Regions from separate parts of the Homo sapiens genome. Here region 1 is linked to region 2. The links are chromatin contacts, found by Hi-C or POLR2A ChIA-PET in ENCODE. All regions are on one chromosome and are shown on one strand. The core of a region is the stretch at or near the end of the contact, and the rest is flanking DNA. Distances in the headings are between cores, read along the strand shown. Region 1 holds the start of SBDS (SBDS ribosome maturation factor). Region 2 holds the start of LINC03006 (long intergenic non-protein coding RNA 3006).

Region 1 (2,881 bases), core at 382-2,881, 1.2 Mb before region 2:
GTAGGTAAAGTGGGAGGGGTAGTTTTCTGTCTAACCCCCTAGCCTCAAAAGGCAAAAGCCAGGTCAAAAGTAGGGATCAGTCCTCCTTGCTCTCAGCGGCGACTAGCCGGTGCTGTCAAGTGCAACAGTCTCCGAAGGAAAGGGACCGAGGACGCCACTCCGCCCGGAGAGGGTCTCAGTAAAACGTTTACCTCCCCTGCCGCCCCAGGGTCCTTGCCCGCCGAGTGCCCTTACCCATCCTCCTCAGAGCCGACAGGAGACTAGGATCTCGGACCTGGATAGCCCGATGATTCGCACTGGTACCGCGAGACGCACCGAGCTACCTCGCCGCGTTAGCGGCGTACCGAGTGCCTGCAGACCTGTGGGCAGCCATGACACTGCCAGGCCGGTCCTGATTGGTTCAGAGGACGAAGAGGTGGGCCCAGAGGAAAGCCCAGAGCTCCGGGAAAGGAAGCCAGTGCCCGGTGCGCTCTCGGCCCTGCTCCGATTGGCTCAGAGGGGAAAGGGGGCGTGCCCAGAAATAAGCACCTCCCAGAGTTCCAGGCGATGAAGGCGGAGCGCTTCCGCCTCCATTTGGATTGGCTCAGACTGGGAAAAGGCGGGCCCAGAGAGAAATGATTGGCATGGGAAAATTAAAAGAGGAAAGGAGCGGGGAGCGGGGGAAATGCTATGTGGGCCTGTTTGGATCTTAACTGAAATAAACCGACTGTAGAAAGGCATTATTTTTGGGAAACCCGAGGATGGACTCGCTATTAGATGATATTAAGGAATTGTAGTTAATCTCGTCGCGTGTATCTGTTAAGGGCTATAGGCTGAAGTATTTAATGCTGAAACCATATGATGGTTTCTTTAAAATACCCCCAACCGGCCGGGCGCTGTGACTCAAACCTGTAATCCCAGCACTTGGGAAGCCGAAGCGGGAGGATCGCTTGAGCCCAGGAGTTCGAGACCAGCCTGAGCAACATAGTGAGACCTCGTCTGTACAAAAAATTTTTTTTAATTATTTATTTAATTAAATTAGCTTGGCGTGGCCGCTCACACCTGTAGTCCCAGCTACTTGGGAAGCTAACGCTGGAAGATCGCTCGAACCCAGGAGGTCGAAGCTGCAGTGGGGCCATGACCCTGCCACTGCACTCCAGCCTGGGTGACAGAGTGAGACTGACTTAAAAAAAAAACTGTAAATAAAAAAGCAACAAAAAAATGAAAAAAGAATAAAACAAGGATGGCAAAATGTTGATAGCGGGGTGATGGGTACATAGAAGGTTCATTACACTTTTTTGTCTACATTTTATGTTAAAATATTTCTATTATAAAAGGGTGAGTAAATAAAAATATTTATTATAAAATAATTCTATTATAAAAAATATTTATATTATAAAGTGGGTCTGGCCCTTGAATTCCGCGGAACGAGGTGGTGCCAACGCTGTGTTTTAACCCGGTCACTAAACATCCGCGAGCATCCTGTCAGAGCTCTCAGCTCATTGGCGAAAGTAAATACGCCAAGGAAAAGCACCTCCCTTTTTGGGCGTGGAAAGATGGCGTAAAAAGCCACAATACGCAGGCGTCATCGCTCACTTTTCCCCTCCCGGCTTCTGCTCCACCTGACGCCTGCGCAGTAAGTAAGCCTGCCAGACACACTGTGACGGCTGCCTGAAGCTAGTGAGTCGCGGCGCCGCGCACTGGTGGTTGGGTCAGTGCCGCGCGCCGATCGGTCGTTACCGCGAGGCGCTGGTGGCCTTCAGGCTGGACGGCGCGGGTCAGCCCTGGTTCGCCGGCTTCTGGGTCTTTGAACAGCCGCGATGTCGATCTTCACCCCCACCAACCAGATCCGCCTAACCAATGTGGCCGTGGTACGGATGAAGCGTGCCGGGAAGCGCTTCGAAATCGCCTGCTACAAAAACAAGGTCGTCGGCTGGCGGAGCGGCGTGTGAGTAGCCCCCTCCCTCGGGCCTGGGCCTGGGCCTGAGCCGTCACCTCCGAGGCGGCCTGTCTCTGCCCAAGTCGAGTGAATGGGCCAGGCTGGGGTGTTGGCCGGGGAGGAAATGGAACATTCCTGCTGTGAGCATGAGACGTCGCTGTCCGAGCTTGGCGCCTAAGCCAAGGGTTTCTTCTTTATTTGGTTGGTTCGGATTGGGTTGTTGGTTTGGGGTTTTGTTTTGTTGGTGTCATAAAAGCTGCAGCCAAGAAATCTCGTAATTGTGGTCCTTTTCCTAGAATAATGATGGCTGAGAACCTAGTCTTACGAATACTGTCATAGTTGTGGGTACATCTGGTGTCATAGATCTCAGTAGCCCTAGCAGTTTAAAGTGCGTAGTGTCTTCACTGCTGCCATCTAGGGACTGGCATTCCGTGGCAGCAGCTGTCTGCACCCCACCCCACCCTTGTGTTTCTTACGTCCTCCCATGACATTTTTCTCCAGTGAGCAAATGGTAAGGCAAATACGGTTCTGAGTTTTGAAAATGTTCCCTCAGGCCGATGCGGGCAGTTCACTTGAGGCCAGGAGTTCGAGGCCAGCCTGGCCAACATGAAACCCCATCTCTACTAAAAATACAAAGTTAGCCGGGTGTGGTGGCGCATGCCTGTAATCCCAGTTACTCAGGAGGCTGAGGCGGGAGAATCACTTGAACCCGGGAGGCTGAGGTTACAGTGACCCGAGATCGCGCCATTGCACTCCAGCCTGGGCAAAAACAGTGAAATTCCATCTAGGGGCGGGGGTTGGGGGGTAAGAAAAAGAAAACTGCCCTCTACACTAAAGGTCATCAGGGGGATTTGTTGTGTCTTGCCGTTCATGTTGTTGCCATCTCGTATTTAAATGTAAATGCATGTCCAAGTTTCAAGTATATTCACATAGGACTTTCTCTCCTGCCCTCACAAGGGAAAA
Region 2 (3,291 bases), core at 449-2,948:
ATTTATGAAACAGATACTGTTGACTCAGTCACCAGAAAGCGAAGGTCGCCAACATCAGACAAATTCACTGGAGGACCTATGTATGTGCTTTGAAAGACAACACTGTTTTGGTAAAGAATACTGTATTTCAGAAAAACATAATCATATTAACAACTAATAACACTGTAAAATGCTGATGTGTTGAATGCTACTTTAGAAAAACATGTTCAAGTCTAGGAAAAAGATTTCCGATAGAAAACTACGTATCAATTACCTAGCTAGCTAGCTATCTAGAGACAAGGTTTCATTCTATTGCTCAGGATGGAGAGCAGTGGGATGACCATAGCTCACTGCAGCCTTCAGCTCCTGGCCTCAAGTTATCCTCCTGCCTCAGACTCTTAAGTAGTGGGGCCACAGGTGGACACAGGTACACCTGGCTTTTTTTGTTTGTTTTTTATAAACAGGGTTTCACTACATGGCCCAGGCTGGTCTCAAGCTCTGGAGTCTTGCTCTGTCGCCCAGACTGGGGTGCAGTGATGCTTCTCGGCTCACTGCAACCTCCGCCTCCTGGGTTCAAGAGACTCTCCTGTCTTAGCCTCCTGAGTAGCTGGGACTACAGGCATGCACCACCACGCCCGGCTAATTTTGTATTTTTAGTAGAGATGGGGTTTCTCCATGTTGGTCAGGCTGGTCTTGAACTCCCAACCTCAGGTGATCGGCCCGCCTCAGCTTCCCAAAGTGCTGAGATTACAGGTGTGAGCCACCGCGCCCAGCCTAATTTTTGTATTTTTTTGTAGAGACTGGGTTTCACCATATTGGCAAGGATGGTCTCAAACTCCTGACCTCAGGTGATCCACCCGCCTCGGCCTCCCAAAGTGTTGGGATTACAGGCGTGAGCCACCGCACTTTCTTATGTTATTAAATAGCCTAGCCCAGGAGGGTACGGTGGCTCACGCCTGTAATCCCAACAACTCTAAAGGCCAAGGTGAGAAGATCGCTTGAACCCAGGAGTTCGAGACCGGCCCGGGCAACATAGCAAGACCCCCCCCATCTCTACGGAAGATACAAAAATTAGGCCAAGCGTGCACCGCGCCTGGCTAATCTTTGTATCTTTCGTAGAGACGGGGTTGCGTCATGTTGTCCAGGCGCATCTCGAACTCCTGAACCCAAGCCATCCTCCTGCCTCGGCCTCCCAAAGTGCCGGGATAGCACGGCCCAGGGAGCCTCATGTGTTCTTTAAGCAGTCCCTCCCGGTTGTACACTTGGATAGTTTTCTTTTTTATTTTTTTATACAGGGTTTACCTCAGTCTCGCAGGCAGGAGTGCTGTGGTGAGATCACAGCTCATTGGAGCCTTGAATCTTGGGGTTCAAGTAGCTGGGAGGCTGAGGTTGGACTACAGAGGTGGGGTTGCGCCATATTGCTAGGCTGCTCTTGGCCTGAAGGAATCCTCCTTCCTGGGCCGTGCCCGGACACATAGTTTTCCATTTTTGACCGACATAAATACTGTGCTGGGTGGGAGTTTGTCAACTACCCCTTTCCAGCCAGCAACACACAGGAACTGGCGGGGAGGTCGCGGTTACCAGGCTCCACTCTGAGAAGACTGCCCAGCTCCAGGAACTGTACAGCCCTTGTGACGTGGCAGAAGGCCCGCCCCTGTGACGTCACCGAAGGCGCCCCCAAGATGTCGCAAAGGCCCGCCCCTCACGCAGAGCCAATCGGAACTCCAGGTGCTGGGTCTTCCAGGAGCGCGCCTGCGCGGGAGGGTGACCACAGGCGGCCGGGCGGGATGTCCTGTCCGCAGTCTTCAGCCCAGCCGCCGCCACCCATAAGCTATGAGGAGGAGTTTACGACCACCTGGACTACTACCACCTGCGTGACTTCCCGGCCTGCGGGGTCCGCGCAGCAAAGGCTTGACGCTGCTGGAGCAGGCGCTGCGCACCTACTGGCTGGCGCCTGGTAGGCACGAGCGCAGGGTCGCCCAGAAGCTCCTCAATGGCCTGAGCAAGTACCAGCCAGCGCCAGCTGCAGCCCTGGCCGCGCACTCGCCTCAGCTGAGCCTGGGTATGTGCACCCCCCAACACTTCCCCCAGCCATGTTCCGGGGACCTCGAGAGCGTCCCCCACCGCCCGGTGCCATTCGTGCTGGGCAGGGTCGGCCCCCTTTGAGGCTGCCCCGCGTTAGGGAGCTGCACCGCACCCCCCCAGCTTGACCTCTGACTGCCGTTGCAATAGTATTAAAGCCTTTGGAACTTTGTAGGTGGGTAGAAGGGGCTAGGAAACGAAGAAAACATCTTTTTAAAAATTTATATAAGGGACTGGCCGGGTGCGGTGGCTCACACCTGTAATCCCAGCACTTTAGGAGGCCGAGTGGGTGGATCACCAGGTCAGGAGTTGAAGACCAGCCTGGCCAGCATGGTGAAACCCCGTCTCTACTAAAAATACAAAAATTAGCTAGGGGTGGTGGCGGGCGCCTGTAATCCCAGCTACTCGGGAGGCTGAGGCAGAGAATTGCTTGAACCCGGGAGGTGGAGGTTGCAGTGAGCCGAGACCGCGCCATTGCACTCCAGCCTGGGCAACAAGAGCAAAACTCTGTCTCTAAATAAATAAATAAGATTTTCAAGGCGAGGCATGGTGGGTCACACCTAAATAAGTAAATAAATAAATAAAATGGATTTTCGGCTGGGCATGGTGGCTCACGCCTGTAATCCCAGCACTTTGGGAGGCCGAGGCGGGCGGTTCACGAGGTCAGGAGATCGAGACCATCCTGGCTAACACGGTGAAACCCCGTCTCTACTGAAAATACAAAAAAAAAAAAAAAATTACCCAGGCGTGATGGCGCGCGCCTGTAGTCCCAGCTACTGGGAAGGCTGAGGCAGGAGAATGGCGTGAACCCGGGAGGCATAGTTTGCAATGAGCCAAGACTGTGCCACTGCACTTCAGCCTGGGTGACAGTGAGACTCCGTCTCAAAAAAATAAATAAATTATAAAAAATGAAATAAAATGGATTTTCAAGGCCAGGCATAGTGGGTCACACCTATAATCCCAGCACTTTGGGAGGCCAAGGCAGAAGGATTGCTTGAGCCCAGGAGTTCGAGACCAGCCTGGGCAACAGGGCAAAACCCTGTCTCTATCAAAAGCACAAAATAACCTGGGCATTATAGTGCACACCTGTAGTCCGAGCTACTCAGGAGGCTGAGATGGGAGGATGGTTTGAGCCCGGGAGGCAGAGGCTGTATTGAGCTGAGATCATACCACTGAACTTCAGCCTGGGTGACGAGCCAGACCCTGTCTCAAAAAATAATAATAATAATA

What was found. Hi-C counts contacts between places; a loop is a spot of excess contacts on that map. ChIA-PET counts read pairs that join two places held with the same protein, here RNA polymerase II (POLR2A). Pooled maps may share reads with other maps.
Region 1: a map of naive thymus-derived CD4-positive, alpha-beta T cell shows a loop between it and region 2 (29-fold over the local background). The contact joins the promoter of SBDS here to the promoter of LINC03006 in region 2. A Hi-C loop is called at or near these places in 2 of 168 maps with a recorded cell type or tissue (both naive thymus-derived CD4-positive, alpha-beta T cell) and 7 of 50 pooled maps. POLR2A ChIA-PET finds 5 or more read pairs at or near these places in 1 of 52 experiments (CD4-positive, alpha-beta T cell).

Annotation. Positions count from the first base shown.
Region 1 is chr7:66,994,336-66,997,216 of GRCh38, reverse strand. It overlaps SBDS (SBDS ribosome maturation factor), which reads left to right and starts at 1,631. Exons shown (of 5, transcript NM_016038.4): 1 at 1,631-1,927; 2 at 2,876-2,881. The coding sequence starts at 1,800. TYW1 (tRNA-yW synthesizing protein 1 homolog) reads right to left here and starts at 384. Exons shown (of 16, transcript NM_018264.4): 1 at 235-384. The coding sequence starts at 238. RefSeq lists a silencer at 514-633 and an enhancer at 2,198-2,247.
Region 2 is chr7:65,769,217-65,772,507 of GRCh38, reverse strand. It overlaps LINC03006 (long intergenic non-protein coding RNA 3006), which reads left to right and starts at 1,698. Exons shown (of 8, transcript NR_038378.4): 1 at 1,698-2,041. RefSeq lists enhancers at 1,547-1,796, 2,043-2,665, 2,666-3,289.